Regions from separate parts of the Mus musculus genome. Here region 2 is linked to region 1. Evidence: chromatin loops called from intact Hi-C (ENCODE). Cell type or tissue: left cerebral cortex. All regions are shown on one strand. Each heading gives the region's core, and the rest is flanking DNA. Links, peaks and the distances in the headings are about the cores only.

Region 1 (8,315 bases), core at 42-8,041:
ACAGAACACAATGCACTCAAATGGACCGCGCCAGCAGGTCAATCTAGACCCATATTCCTGAGCAGAATAAATGATGAGGGGAAAAAAGGCCATGGAGGGTGGGAGGTGGGGCTCCCGTAGAGGATGGGAGGTGGGACCCCGACCCCCCACCCCCGCACCCGCAACACTGTGCCTGTGTTTGCAGCTGACCGTTCCTGCGTCTGTTTTTGCAGCTGAATCCTATTTTCCCAGCTGTGTCTGTCACCACCAGCATGGCTGCACTTGTATTCATCATCATCAATGGCCCCGTCAAACCGACCGTGTTTAAGTGCTTACAGCATGCCAAGCATGCATGGCCCTACCAGCTCCGGGGTCTTCATGCTGTCCAGTAAGCACTACTTAGTGGGTACCATTGCGTTAACTCTTGGGCTGATGAAAATACAATATTCTCACTGTAACAATCTGAATGAAAAGGTAGCAAACACTGAGGGAGGAACTGGCCATCCCAAAGGAGAGTCCTGCCAACCATGACGGTGACTGCTTTGTAGTCTATGGATCTGTTATTCTTCTGATCCTCATTGTTCTATGTCATTTTTCCAGCACTGTCTACATAGGGAATGAAATGGGAACCCAACCACACAGAAACTACTGAACTAATTCATTGGTAGAAATGTCTCTTTTAAAATATACTATGAATCTTTGAGTATGGTTCTCTATAACCCCCTCTACTCTCTAAAGAAAAATTCAAGTCCCATAGAAATCTCACACAGAAGCATTGCACGGGGGTTCATTCCTTTGGATTTTCATGTTCTGATCACTCTCAAGCCACTGCCTTTGTGAGAAACCTGAGTTAAGTCAGGACTTCTTTTTAAGCAGTATGGCATGAACTATTTTTTTTCCCTAAACGGCAGTAAAACAAAACAAAACAAAACAAAACAAACCTAGAATACAAGGGCAGGGATGGTATCTGTTAGTACAGTGCTTGCCAGCCAAGCAGAAGGCCCCAAATTTCATAGTCAGAATTCATGGTAGAGCAGAGAGGTTCGTGCTTAAGGTCCTAAAGCCAGAGATTCAGGGAAGGCAGAGAAGGGGAGATTCCTGGAATTCACAGCCTAGCATAACCCACAAGCTCTGGGGGAACTAGTGAGAAACTTGGTCGCAAAACATAGCATAAACAGGATGCTTCCTGATATATAACATTGACCTCTGACCTCCACACCACTGCTACCATGCACGTGCATGCACACACATCTTTAAACACAACCATTCCTCCATATTTGAGGGTCACTGGTTCCAGGACCCTGCAGAGATTCCAAAATTCACATAACTCATAAAATAGTCTGTACTCTGTGAATCGAGGTTGCATCCAGTACCCCATTCGTTGCAAATGTATGCAAACACTACACTGTGCTGTTGGGAGGAATAATAAAATGTCTGTGAAGATTCTGTTGTTCTGTGCAGACACAATTTTACCATGTATTATTTTCTATCTGAAGTTAGCTATGTTTGGGATATGGAGCCTGTGGGACAGGCAGACATGGAGGGTGAGAGCCTGGGTATTCACCCGCATCTCTAGCATCATATATCTATAGGGTACTGGCTCTCCTTTCCCTGGCCTTCCTTGTAGGCTGAGGCCACGGATGAATCTAAACGCAGTGAGCTTGGCCCTTACCTATGTACTGAACTATACAGACTGATGCCTGTGTTTAAGGACCAAAAGACAAGAGACAGCCTCTCCCCCCAATCTCTCTGAGTAAGTGGGGTCAGTAGTGGTGGGGAGATGCCAAGATCTGTGAGGTTGAATGGATACAAAGCCATACAAAGCCAAGGGAACCACGGAGGCTAAGTGATGAGGGGAAGCAGGTAGAGGCTGCTGTCAGCCAGGAGCATAGACAGCTGACGTGCCTCAGCCTCTGCAGCTTTGGTCTGCCTCACTCCACACATGGAAGCTGGCATCCATTAGCCTGGGTTTCTTCTCCCACCAGCACTCCTATGCTGACTTAAAAATCAGCTTTATCTTATCACTCCTAAGGCAGATCAAAGTCTTTACTCTGAAGCCTGCAGCAAGCTCACCCTGTGAGCATATGATGCTCTGCTCCTCCCTCTGCCCTCGGTTGCTTCTCTCCCTCCTGTCCCGAGTTGGCTCCGTCTGGCACACCTTGATCTTCGTAATTTCCGAGGGCGTCTTCCGCTCAGGCAACTGAGCCAAGGATGCACAAAAAGACATTCCGCTCCAATGTAGGCCAACCTGCTGATAGTAGATCTCATAAAACTGAGCAAATATGTCCAACCTGCCTTTTCAAGTCGAATGAAGCTTTCGTTTTAATTAATCACTGTGGCTTATTAAAACACATTTGTTCTAGTCTCTAAATTGTTTTGTGGTATCTGCCATTTCTCATAAAGAGATAACAGGTCTACCTCTGGAAATGCATTCTTCTCACCATTTATTATCATAATCTACTGTCACATCAATAATATTTTTAATTTAATTTATTCACTCGTTTCTGGTAATAATTAACTTTGTTAGGCTGGGACTGGGTTAAGCACCTAATATACTAAAACTTGCTTATCTTAATTAGCGATTCAAAGTATACACATAATACTTATTAAATTACATATGTAACATATATATTAGCAAAGAAAAGCTTTCATTCCAAGTCATGTGTAGTCAGTCCCACTTCATAAACGGCAGGCAGTAAATGTTTAAGAAATTTTCTAAATTAACAAAATAAAGGAAATGAAAGCAGAGGTAATTACGCATTCTGGCACTAAATTGCCTTATGGCTCAGAGTTGATCAGGTAACACAGAGCTTTGGTCATTTTTCTCACAACATGCATGAGAAAATATTGTGGAAAAAAAAAAAACCTGCAAATGCACCGAACTGGTGTTTTGTGTAGAATCAAGGGACTGCTTCCCCATCGGGGGCACTTTTAACGCAAGTATATTTCTTTTGCTAACTGCCTATGAAAGGTCCTTGTGAATCCATATGCTGGCCATGGTAGGGACTATATTGGCATGAAGCTTTGGAAGTAAGGACAAATGAGTGACATGGGTCCAAGGAACCCAGTGACAGATGACTGCTGAGGACAGAGAGACCCAGCTCTCCAGATATGTATTTCAAAACATCATGAAGAAACAGCGGGTGATTGATGAATGTGATGGGTCTGTTGATCCCCCTGAACTTGATCATCATCTCACACTGTGTCCCAGAAATGTGGACTGCTGTTCCCTGTCAATCACACATACACACCCTCTTCTGAGGTCAAGGCTCCCACTCCTCTGACTTGCACAAGATCACTCACTGTTTGTTCTTTGAGAACACGGAAGCAAAGAGGTCTCCGAGCAATGTGTGTTCACTTGAAAGAGACCGACCGTTCTCACCTCCTCTCTGGTGAACAGCGCCCTGGAAGATGGCCCTCCTGCACTGGCCTTTTATGTCTGGCTGAAGTAACCATCCCTATGTTTCCTGAAATGTGCAGGCTGGGATAGAAACTGCAGAGTTCTCCAGGACATGCGCAGTCATTCCAGCACACAAGTCCCACTAGCTTCTGCACAATTGGCAGCCCCCCCCCCAAAGAAAACTACATTTTCAAATGTGTTTAGATTCTATGTTCAGCTTTCAATGGAGACCAACAAATGTGCAAGTATCATTGTAGGCAGCTCAGCTATGAACCTAGCAGTAGGTAAGAACCGAGTCCTCTCTCCCCACGAGCTGGGAACTGGAACACCACACTTTCTGCTGGATGCTTTTGGGAAAAAATGAATCATAGCCCAGACCAGACTCCAGTGAGGATATAAATTCCATGTTCTCAAAGGAAAAGCTGTGAAGTCACTTTACACTGGACCAGGGAACGGGGAAGCTACTAGATGTTTCCAAGGCTGCAGTGGATGGCCCCTAAGCTTGCCTTCCTATGGATGTTTTTTTGGAGCACGAGGTGATGGAGGAGTGGATATCTTTAGATTCCAAAAAAACACATGGAGCAGATTTTGCAGAGGAGTCTGGAAAGTTCTTCCAGTATCACGAGCCCTGTGACAAAGCCTTCTCTCCTCTGTAATAGAGCCTAGCGCTCAGTGGCGGGCACAGAGGATTCACTGTGTAACCTCTCTGCCTCTGGGAGGCAAGGGAGGAACTATACAGACCCCATTCTCTGGTAACAGGAAACAGGGCACCAGAGTGAGAAAGAACCTGTTATCTCCCAACCTAATCCTGGCACCTTCCTTCTCAAATATGCCCCCACATGCTGCTAGCCATTCTTCTCTCGAGACCTTTTCAGAAATACTTATAATTATTAGGTATTTATCTTTTTTTGTAAAGTCCCTTCTTCTGAGGTCATCGTTCACAGTTCTGTTACTTCCACGAGACGATTATTCGTTCTTCGGGAACACGGAGGCAAGCATGCCTCAGCAATTGTGTCCACCTGAAACAAACAGGGAGCACCTGCCTTCCTCCCCTCTGTCTGTAAACAGCACACTGGAAAAGTGACCCTCCTGTGATGGCTTCTTTGCTGGAGACTCTCCCAGGGCTGCTGTAAGGAATCTAACCTTCCCTTCCCACAGACTGGCTTTTGCTGTCTGGGTCTTTAGCCTTGATGTGACACTTTATTAGGGAATCTTGGCCAGCATCTCTTGTGCCACATGGCTCACCATGGACCTGTGGCTAAGCTGTTCTGCCAATCCATGTAAGCCAGCCAGTCTCTTATTGAGGGTCCCGAGTGACTCCACTGTGGGCCACAGTAAAATAATGCTTGTTGTCAGACAAAGACATTTGAGAAGCCAGGACCTCGGGAAATGACTTTATCTGAATCCCTGACTGTCCTAAAAACAAAGGAGTGCCCAGAAATTCAGCTATTATATACACCGTCTCTGATGCCTAAGTCTGGCTCACGCTCGGCTTAGTGTTTTCTTTCTACTCAGTTTGGGACCTGGGACCACAGCTGCAAAGGTGGCACCTGTATTCACCCTCCCACTTCATTGAAACCTCTCTGGAATTGCCATCACAGAATGCTTGGCGTTTAGTCTCTCAGGAGTTGCTAAATCTCATCACTGGCTGGCTCATCTGCCTTTGGTTGCTTTAATTTGTAGACTTCCCAATAACAACTTTTAAAAACCTAGGATGGGAAGAGATTGTCCTCTCTAACACCTTTTGACTTGATTCAGAAATCTCTTTCCTGTTCTGCTCCTAGAATAGACTAGGGCCTCCGTGAGCACTGACTAAACATCTAAATTCCAGAAGCTTCCCTCCTAAACCCCCGACAGGTATTTATTGCAGTTCCTGCCCTCCAGTGATTTTCTCCACACATTCTCAAATGACAAATGGCTGAATCCCAGAGCTGAGGATAGAACACACAGACCTGCAGGCCATCACTTCATTGTGAAAGTGTTTTCTTGCGACATAGCCACGTCCTCTTGTCTATGTATCCTTTAGGCAATTATTTGACTGTAAGGTGCAGTATTCGACCTGCCTTCTACCCTGCCTGCAATATCTGCCAAGTACCTTTAGAACCTCTGATCTAAGTGGTTTCTGGAATCATCACTCAACAGATGTGTCCTAAGGGACTCCTCTCTTCTCTGTGGTCAGGCTTGGGGAACATGAAGACAAATGCAGTGGCCTCTCGGTAACTGATGGGCCCGTGACGCCATATGAGGGCCTAGTGAACATCCAGATTCTGAAAAGCCCCTTCATAACATTTGCAGACAAATTATACCCTGGTAATGAAATTCTCCTCTAGGGAGTGGGTAAAAGGTGAAATGTCAGAAGAAACAAATCACACAAAGGGGTTTTGTGCTTGTAAATGTAGGGGGAGAGAATGACAGGCATGGCTGAGCTAATTCGGGGTTTAATGTATCAGTTAAAGGGCACAGGAGGAAATAACACGAAAGCAAGGAAAGATGACGGTAACTCAGAGATGGAGAGGTGGCCTAAAGATCTCCAGGCAGGGGCAGGTGATGAGGCTAGAAGAGAGTGGAAAGGAACAAGTGGGTAGGCTGTGGAAAATACTAACTGTGCCCTCCTGGCTGGCTGCAATTTTTCATGTCTTATGTAGATTGGAGGAAGGTTCCTCTCCAGCAGAATTCTTCTTCTTCTTCTTCTTCTTCTTCTTCTTCTTCTTCTTCTTCTTCTTCTTCTTCTTCTTCTTCTTCTTCTTCTTCTTCTTCTTCTTCTCCTCCTCCTCCTCCTCCTCCTCCTCCTCCTCCTCCTCCTCCTCCTCCTTCTTCTTCTTCTTCTTCATCATCATCTCTTCCAGGGCAAGAAGTGTGGGGAGCAATACAGTCTCAGGGTCCAGGCACTGAAAGACCACAGAGAGCAGTGGCCACATCCCTGAGAGCATACAGACCCCTGTGTTAGCCCTAGGACTGTCATGTTTGTCCATTTCCTAAGAGAAGCTGGAAAGCCTATCTGTGAATCAGCTTCTAAAAGCTGAACCAGGCTCCTTAAGAATCGTGATAAGGGAAAAGAAGTGGTCATCAGTGACCTCAGAGAAGGTATGACTGAGACTACAAAAAGGAAGAGCACTGTTAAGTCAAACTCCCCAAGGCTGCAGGCAGAAGTGCCCCTTTGTACAGCCACTACAGAAACCAGTGTGGTGATGGCAGCCTACCAAAAACAGAGCTACTACGTTTTATCAGTATTGTGCAGAACAGCCAGATAAGAAATCAGAGGAAGTGTCTATCACTGGATGAATAGATAAAGATGTGGTGTTCTGTGAAGACGCATTGGTATACCCTTCAGCCATAGAAAAGATAAAGTTCTGTGCCCAGAGTACATTATTAAACAATGGAAGCTACCAAAGGCCAGCCTGATGGATCATGAGGATAAAATAATAGTTACTCAAAGCTATGGGGAGTACGGAACAGAGCTGATAAGAGAGACTGGTCAACAAGCAGAGAGCTATAGTCACATGAAAGAAGTGAGTTTTGGCCTCTGGAGTGATGCCAGTCAACAACAGTCCATTGCACATCTGAAAGCATCAAGAAGAGAGTATTTTGAATGTTTTCACCACAACAAAATGCTAGATAAAGTGATGGCTGTCCTGATTGCCCTGATTTCCTACTTGTGTGACATACAAACAACACAGTGTCACTCAACGTGGCATACCCCTGAAATCTCCTGAAATCTTCTCAGGAGGCAGAAACAGAAGGATCCCCATTCAAAGCTAGTCTGGGCTACATGGCAAAACCCTATCACAAAAGTCAATTAAAAAATATTAAATTTATATGGTTACTTACAGTGATTCACCAGGGCAGGATTCCCCCTGAAAGGCCAGGCCATTTGGCCTACAATCTCTGGTCTTTGGGCCAGTGGGGACCTCCGAGTGCTTTGAATGGCCATGACTCTCTGGAGTGGTTCCCTAGGTGGTGGGGAAAAAATTAAGTTCTCCTCTGTCCTCCCTTCTTCTCTGTCCTGGCTGGGCTTCACTCTAGAAGGTCCCTCTTGTACATCTTCCATTGGTCCCAGCTGGGTGTCAGTTAATCAGTTTGGAAGACATTAGCTGATAATGGTTCAAAGCCTAAGGTTTCCAAGGGATATTTCAGATTTAAATGGAGACCAAAAGATGGCAATTTCTCCCTGCTTATCCATCCTCCTTCAAGAATCAGTCCTTTATTAAATGACAAAACACGAAACAAAAGGGGAGGCCCGCCATGGATCACAGACCAGCAGCATCAATTAATTAATTCAATAAGAACACAGCTTCACTCAGGGTCTGGGGTCATCTGGAATCCCTGTTGCTACTCTTGATGACTCCTAGCATTCTTGAGAAAATAAATCCAGTTAATGGGACTAAATGTAAATTCAAGAGAAAAAGGTAGCTCTCTAAAGGAAGGAGGGCTAAATCTGTTTACTGGAAAAGACTTCTATTTTAATGTTGGTCACTTGCAGCTGAACTTGATTATGAAGAGGGAAACTGTGTGCTTCATTAGGCTTTAATTATAGAGATGAATTATTATGGATGAAAAGAGAGAGCCGCAGAATTATGGAGATTGAATTCCAGTTCAATAAACAACTTCAAATATCTTTACGGGAGGCGAAAGCAAGCTGTGTTCTTTTTTTCCCAATTTAATTTGATGTCTGTTGACAAATGATGTTAGACTGTTTCAGGGGGGAAAAAATCTTAATATCTTCAATGTGTTAGTGGCTATCATTTAAATTCTATGTTTCCTCCTAATTGTATTTTCTGATGGCGGGATGAAGACAGACAGGCCCCCTTACGCTTCAACTTATTTTGTGTAATAATGACAAAATGCTACATCCATGTTTTGCTTCTGTCCAGGGAGCCAGATTCCCTTTATCACCCTTCAAAGCTGTTCTGAGTATACAGAATGGACTGAGAACTCT
Region 2 (8,315 bases), core at 210-8,209, 65 kb before region 1:
AATCACCTTTCTCTGCGGCTAATCACTCAAGAAAAGGTTTTGTTGAGGGCTGGAGAGGGTCAGGCTGGTATTTCCCCAGTGATCTGTAGCCTTGCCCAACCCCTCTCGCCTTGGCCCTTCAAGGCTTTCTAAAGAGACCTCTTATTTCTTTCCTCTAAATGCAGGGCTTGGAGGGCAAAAGCTGCATGCCAGTGAGTCCTGAAGGCACAAGGGCAGCGGGGGGCTCATTAATCAATGGTGGCCATGTTGCTGGTCTATCACTCACCCTCCTTCTCTGAACAATCAAGACTTTAGAAGAATGAAATAGCTCAATGGGCATGTACAAGGTCAGGCTTAGTGGCAAGAAGGTTCCGGTGTCATCGACGTTGGGGTAAGCTGGCACTCTCAGCAGGAAGCACCATCAGTGGTTGGCGCATGCATCTCAGATTGTGAACCTGTGTTAGCAGCGCACTGCTGTCTGGTCGTCTTTCAGGAGCGCACCTTCTCTGTGCAGCCCTGACCTGAGGAATCAGAACCCCTGTGAGCTCTGCCATCTGTATTTTTCACATACCCTCCATGGGGCTCTGAGCCACAGAAAGTCTCCTTGTTTCAAGATAGATGATGTCTAGGCAGAGAGTTTGTGGTGTTTTATACATTTAATTATCCAGGCCTCTACTGTTTGGTTTTGATTTTCATCTCGTAAGGATGACGTGTCCCACCATCCAATCTGTCTAAGACTTAGGGATGTCTCGGGGTGCTTGGTTTAAGTTCTCATATGAAAACATTCAGGGTGGCTGGTCACCGTAGCTGAGAATCAATGCCAGTTTGCAAAGTCCTGAGCTCAGCTATAGACCTATCTAGCCTAACTATCTGTCAGGATGCTACTGTTCCACCATGAACTGAGGCCAGGGAAGGGCAAGGGGAGACTACAAAGAGTCCCTCAGCTGAGCATGGTCCAGTGGAGCAGATGCAGAAAGGGTTCAAACAAGGCAGGGTAAAAACCCAGGAGCCATAAACTTATGGGATCCAGGATATGCACGAAGGAAGGGTTAGTCCCACTATGGGATTCAAGTAGGTCTCATAAGAAAGGTCTGCAGGTGTCTCAGCAAAGCCACTTTGAAGACTTCAAAGACTTGCTCTTGAAATCTTGTGTTGCAGGAAGTCATGTCATCTGGCAATACCAAGGGGTGAGGCAGGTGGGAGTTTTTGGGTCCCTAAGATAAACAGAAGAGGGTTGGTTGTGCTTGCACAGAAAATGCTAATGCTTGCATAGCAGATAATGTTTTGAGAATCTTTGTTAAGATATAGGGAGAAGTTAAGGAGATCATTCATTTAAGACTCATTTTAAAATTACATTTTCGTATGTGTGAGTGGGCATACACCTGAGTCACGTGCTGGGGAGTCTAGAACAGGGGTGGATCCTTTGGAGCTGGAGTTAACAGGCCAGTGAGTGACACCTGGTGTGGGTGCTGGGATTACAACTGGAGTCCTTTGGAAGAGCAGCAAGTGCCCTTAAGCAATGAGCCATCTCTTCAGCCACCTTTTTAAGAGATGGAAATCTAATGATATCATGTAGAAAGAGCATAGGTTTGGTACAAATGACACAAAAATTAAACTCAAATTTTGTTCTCTTACTTGCTATGAAACATCAGCCAAGTTACTTAAGACAGCCTACAAAGGACTCATTGAAAGTTAAATAAGGTAGTATATGCGATATATATTGCAAACTACTTGGTGTTAAGAAGGCATTCCATAAATGTTGAAAAACAAAACAATACAGAAAAATGGTTTCTTTGTTTCAAATCAATCTCCAAGTCTACTCCTCGCTATGACTTAAGTCCCACGCGTGAAATGGCTTAAACTACACTTGTTTCTTAGAGAATGTGTTTAAGAAATTAGTTTGTTTTCATACTTTATGTGCTTAGTACCTGGTTGGATGCCATCCCATTTTCTCATTAGCATGACATTTGAACTTGTGCCATCCTCTATCAGGCCATTTGCCTGAAAATGTCTTTCGGGTACCTCTAACATGACACCTGGCAATGGACTCCAAACACTGGGCCACCATGAAGGTTGAACATCTGGGCCATGAAGGTTGAACATCTAGGAAATGTAGGCTCAGGAACACTGCAGATAGCCTCTCCTCTCTCTTACCATAAATCCCATGCACGATGAAGTATTTCATGCATGATGAAGAGTGCTCAGGTATCACCCTCCCTGGGAGTATTCTTCCACTGTCTACACTTCATGCTAGTACCCATCTGTGAGGACATGGGATAGAAGCTGGAATCCTATGTGCAGAATGGGGTCTGTGCAGGATTTCACCTCGGGCCTATGTGCATGCTTTGGTGTCCTTCAGACAACAAACAGCGGAAATAATCATGGAGTCAGCCATCGGAGCCAGAACCTCAGGCTAGGCCACTTCTGTTGGATGCTGCAATTGAACCTTACCCTAAGTGTTCCTTACCATAGTCTTGTGAGGCACTTGTGGCAGGTGACTTCAGGATGTGGGAATCACACTAAAGTGTGGGATGTGGAGTGTCACTAGCTGGTGTGGCACAGTGACAAAGCTCAGCAAATCCCCCTTGGTTTTCAAACTTGCACAGCAAACTCACTCTTTGAAGTCACTTTACTCTCTGCTTCCTCCTTTGCAAGGTGGGGAAAGTTTATTCAGGTCGGCATGGAGCTCTATGTGGTACAGTCAAATCAGACCCCCTGGGCTCATCAGACTGTCCCTCCATGTAAAGCTGGGGTAGTGTTGGCATTATGAGCATGCTGTGTTAATTAACTTACTTTTTGTCACAGTGACAAAATAAGCTGAGCTTTGATAAGGAGGAAAGGTTTATCTTGGCGCATGGCATTGGAAATTTCAATCCATAGTCCGTAGCCTTTGTGACTTTGGAGTCTGTGGAGAGTTGTAATCTGATGGCCACTGTGATAAGAGGCCCATCATGCCGTCTAGCAAGCAAAGAGAAGAAAAGGACCAAAATCTCAGCACACCCACCATAATCCTACCTCCAGTGGCCTAACTTCCTTCTATGAGTCCCACCCATGAGAGGTCCCTTCACCTCCCAACAGTGTGAAACAGAAGCTCAAGCTGTTATCTCGAAGGCCGCGAAGGGCATTTTAGACCCAAAGTACAATAATCCAGATCAGCGTTAAGATTTCAGCATGCAGCTGTGTGGCCATGGCGTTACTTCATGTCTGTGGGCCCCATGTGTGCTCATGGGAGATAGTAACTACCTCATGATATTGTGAAATTAGTAAGGAATTAACGTATGGAAATGACACAGAACGTCAGCCTGAACTGCTGCCACCGGGTGTGAGCTGCTGTCCTTGCCCTGTGGAGTGGATCCATTCATGCTCATGTTAACCTGCCTGAGCTTGTTTGATTTCCCCCTCATCCATACTGGTCACTATAAATGGGGGTGAGTGAAATATGCCAATATAACGCTCAATGTAACACTCACATTTGCAGAGACTGGCTCTGCCCAGGTCCTGGCTAAGCTATCGTGCTGTACCGAACAGCCCTAAATAACCCCAATGAGAAGATGAGAGGCAAGCACACTGGGGTGGGAGATATGCCCAAATTAGCAAGTCAGCCAGTCAGTGACCGAGTTTGACTTAAGACCATGTAGGCAAGGGTACAGCAACGTACCTCTGGAGGTGGTGGAATCAGAGATAAGAGATGAGTGAAGCCACTGGCCTAGACTCGATGTCCAGAGTTAATCAGCAAGCCTAGCTGCTCCCAGAGGGCTTCCTGCTGCAGTGATCCTATACTAAGAAAAGAAAAAGAGGTTGGGGGCTTAAGAGCTGATCTCTTAGCAGCAGTTGCCTAACAACCGTTTTCCCCTTGGGAAGATGAAGCCTCTGCAATCCCAGAGGGGATGTCTGTGGGCCAGCCTCTGCCTCTTGTTTAGGATGATGCGAGTGAGCAAAGCATCTTTAGCCAGCTGATCCAACTTCCAGATCAGTGTAAAGCAAGCAGCTGCAGGGAGGAGCGGGGGAGGAGGGGAAGACAGGAGGCTGCTGAGTGTCCCTGTTGCAGCATCACAAGCAGATGGCAGCCTGAGCCCTGCTGTGGTGGCGACAAATTGACAAGTGTGAAGAAGCCCCAGTGTACCAGGGGCTCTCTTCCTCTTCCGTGTTGTAAATCAGGACATAAGCAGCCTGTGGGCCCTGCAAACTGAACTAGGGGCAGCCCCATCACCCAGCCAATTGCCCCTGAGCTCAGAAAGTGAAAGAAAAGGCAGGTCCTATGCAGAGTGGAGCCATGAGGAAGAACCCGAGCTGCCCATAGGCTGCTCTGAAGCTGCAGGGGACTCGAGTGCTATGCAGCTTTGGTGAATTGGGACTTGAAGCAGAATTAATTGCCTCCAAATTGTATCTTTCCTCGCAGCCATCCGTTAGTTGTCTATGGCAGAAGGATAATGACACTTCATGAAATACAGCTACAAAGTCAAGCCTTGTGCCTTGTTCACCGGAGCCTTGGAAGGAAAGTCAGAACTGTCTCAACAACTGTAATCTGTCCTGGCAAGAATAATGATAATCTGAAAAGACTCTTGTGCCTGCACCCTGAATTTCAAATTATTGAAATGACCTTCAAACCACTAAAAAAATGAAGTCTCCCCAAAACTCTTGTGCCCAGAGGAAAAGGCTGAAGCCAGGGGAAACTAGTCTCCAAGGAAGAGATTTTACATCATTCTGACAACTTGCCAAGCCGCCTTGCTGAAGAGATTGGAGCCCAGAAAGTGATAACTCAACTCTGGGTGGGGTCGAGATGATTAGTTAAGTGTAGTTTATTCCCCTCTGTCTAAACCCGAACTTTATGTCTCAATGACGGATTTGGGGCAAGCATGGCTCTCAGCCTCTTTTCCTCTTCACAGCCTTACAGAAATCTCCCTCTTTTGATTTTTACTTACTTTGTCTCTATTTTTGATTGGGTTATCTCCCTCCCTCCTTCCCTCTCTCCCTCCTTTCCTCCCTCCCTCTTTTCTCTCCCTCTCTCCCTCCTTTCCTTACTCCCTCCCTCCTTCCCTATCTCCCTCCCTCCTTTCCTCTCTCCTCCTCTCCCTCCCTTCCTCGCTCCCTCTCCCTTCCTTCTTTTTCCTCCTCTCTTGTCTTCCTCCTGTGTGTAGTCTGTGAATACCCTTGTGCATGTGCATGAAGGCCAGAGAAGGGTAGGGCATGTCCTAGTCTCTTATTCCCCGTGGAATTCATTTGAGACTGATTTCTTTCTCCTTCCTGAATCTTGAACTAGGCTGACAGCCAGAAATGCTCAGGGATTCTCCCTCACCCTGCCCCCATTCCCACACATACACAATTCACAGCACTGGGGCTATAAGCTTGCACAATATCATGCTTAGATTTTTGTGTGGATGCTGAAGACTCCCACTCAGGATCTCATGCTTGTCCAGCAATCAGTTTTATCCAATCAGCCTTCTCCTCACTCCCTACTCTATTATTTTGTCTACTTAAATAGCCTATTGAGCACATGTGGTTCAGCATACTCTGACTCAACTAACTCTGGTAACTCTGAACAGAAATACTTCAGGGTGAAGGGCACCAGCTAAAAATAATCAACTAGTAGATTCAGGACTGTATGAGTTAGGTTAAGCTTCTATAACAAGAGGGCCATAAGACTAGGTAGTTTTTACAAGTAGAAATGTACTTTTTCAGAGTTCTGGAAGCTGAGAATCAAAAATTAAAGTATCAGTGTGGTTGAACTTTAATGAGAAAATTCCTAGTTTGTATATAGCTGCCTTCTTACTTACTCTCATGGTGGTATCACCCTGGTCCATGTGCATGGAAGTCATGATCACTTTGGAATCTCTCCTTATAAAGATGCTCACCCTACCAGAGCAAGGTTTGGTAGTATTACTTAGTATTATTTACCTCTGTGGTGATTTGAATGAGGATAGCCCCAATAGGCCCATGTCTGAATACTTGGTCCTCAACTGTTGGAACTATTTAGGAAAGAATTTGGGAATGACTGAATAGGAGACATGGCCTTATTGGAAGAGGTGTGTCACTGAGAGTGGACTTTAAGGTTTCGAAAAGCCATGACAATCCCAATACATTCTGTCTTCTGCTGGTTGAGAAGATCTGAGCTCTTAGCTGTTCCTTCTATCATGCTTTTGTTCCTACATCATGGACTCTAACCCTCTGGAACCATAACCTCAATCCAATGCTTTCTTTCATAAGTCCCTTGATCATGATATTTTATCATAGCTATAGGAAAGTAAATAAGGCAGATGGTACCAGGAAGTGGGCTGTTGCTGTGACAGGCCTCACCATGCTGGTTTTTGGAAGAATGTTGACAACTTAAGGACTTTGGAGTAGGAAAGTAATTGAATTGTGTAAGCAGAACTTAATGGGCCATCACAGTAGGATCTGGGAAAACAATAGTTCTGGGAGCTATGTGCACTGTGGAGGCCCAACTGAAGAAGTTTCAGAGGAGAACAATATTAGCAACTAGGCAAGAGATCATTTTTGTGATATTTGAAAAAGTATATGGCTGCTTTCTGCCCCTGACCTAAGAATTCACCTGAGGCTAAATTGAAAAGTAATTGACTGAATTCTTTGGTGAAAGAGATTTTAAGACAGTCTATTATTCATGTTGTTGTGTGGTTGTTAGTAACCTCTCTCATGCAGGTCTACAATGAAAAAAAAAGAAAAGAAAACAAGTGTTTTAAACATAAATATAAAATGTATAGTGTGAAGAGAAAAGGAGCATCAGAAATCTAAACTTCTGTTCGAGACTACGCTGAAAGAAATAGAGGCTAAGAGGAGGTCTGGTCCTCAACTGAATTAAATGAAGGGCGCCCTCAGGGTAAAGCCCCACCCAGTTAAGATTTCAACTCGTGGATGAAAATAGCCTAAGGAATTTTCTACTAAACATAAAGAATTATATTTAATTATATTTAAATTCCTAAAATATAAGGAATGTGATGATTAAAAGGGCTCAGGCTCCATCTCAAGGAGGCAGCTGAACTTTTCAATGTCATCCATGTGGTTCTGGTTTTAGAGTCATGAAGGATACAAGAGTAAAGGGGTTATGGAATCTTCTTCCGTGGTTCAGGAGAGCTGCTGACACAGAGAAGTCCCTGCATGGAGTCCCTGAGAGGCCACTGTGTGAAACTATGAAACTGAACCCCGGATTGCATTGAAAATCTCGAGATGTTGGAAATGCCAGAGCCATGAAACATCTTCCAAGGAGCTCTGCATGCAAAAAGTTGAACAACCCAGAGAGGGAAGTGTGTTGTTATCTGCTATTGGCAAAGCTGAAGGGTAGAGCCATCTAAGCCCTCTGACATCAGACATGGAGTTAAAGGATTTGGAATTTGCTCTGATGGGATTTTTTCTTGCTTTGGTCCAGTATTTCCTCACTGTGCCTCCACTTCTCCCTTTTGGAATAGTAATGAATATTCTGTACTATTATATATTAAAACTCTGTGGTTTGTTTTGTTTGTTTTATTTTACAGGGGTTACAGTTAAGAGATTGGCATGAGTAACAGAAAAAAATGTTGAACATTGGACTTATAAAAACAGAGTTGAAACAGAAGACTATGGGGACTTCTGAAGTTGGACTGGATGCATTTTTGCATTATGATTTGACCAGCAGCTCATGGGGCCAGTGAGTACAATGTAGTGATTTGAATGAGAATGACCCCCATAGGTTCTTTTGTTTGAATACTTGGTCCTCAGTTGGTGGAACTGTTTGGGAAGGTTCAGTGAGTGCTGCCTTATTGGAGAAGGTGTGTCTTTGGGGGCAGGCTTTGAGGTTTCAAATCTACTCATGCCATTCTCAGTGCTTTCTCTCTCCTGCTTACAGATAAAGATGTGAGTTCTCAGCTATTCCTGCTTCTATGACTTTGATATTCTGCAATAGACTCTAACCCTCTGAAACCATAGGACAAATTAAACACTTATTTTTTTACCACTTTGATCCTATCTTTTATTTTTTTATTTTTTATTAGATATTTTCTTTACTTACATTTCAATTGCTATCTCAAAAGTTCTCTATACCCTCCCCCCACCCTGCTCTCCTACCCACCCACTCCCACTTCTTCGCCCTGGCTTTCCCCTGTACTGGGGCATATAGCTGTCTTGAGTGAGACTATGCCTTTTGATGAAGGGACCCTGGTACAGCTGTCTTGTATGAGACTATGCCAGTGCCTGGCAAATACAGAAGTGGATGCTCACAATCATCTATAGGATGGAACACAGGGCCCCCAGTGGAGTTGCTAGAGAAAGTACCCAAGGAGCTGAAAGGGTCTGCAATCCTATAGGTGGAACAACAATATGAACTAACCCCAGTACCCCCAGAGCTCATG

What was found. Peaks named below come from ENCODE experiments on the same cell type or tissue, not always from the same donor. Only the 100,000 strongest peaks of a DNase experiment are listed, where the experiment ranks them.
Region 2: it touches region 1 in a loop (8-fold over the local background); 2 of 42 quality-filtered maps call a loop at or near these places.

What each region holds. Positions count from the first base shown.
Region 1 is chr11:64,327,595-64,335,909 of GRCm38, reverse strand. No RefSeq gene overlaps it. Among named protein-coding and RNA genes, the nearest start is that of Hs3st3a1, 100 kb to the left of the region's middle. In left cerebral cortex, for the core only: no CTCF peak of the experiment used is centred there; DNase peaks (open chromatin) are centred at 3,863, 4,559, 4,990, 6,591 and 1 more place; H3K27ac peaks cover 510 bases.
Region 2 is chr11:64,392,381-64,400,695 of GRCm38, reverse strand. No RefSeq gene overlaps it. Among named protein-coding and RNA genes, the nearest start is that of Hs3st3a1, 39 kb to the left of the region's middle. In left cerebral cortex, for the core only: a CTCF peak has its summit at 3,990; DNase peaks (open chromatin) are centred at 3,997 and 5,246; H3K27ac peaks cover 470 bases.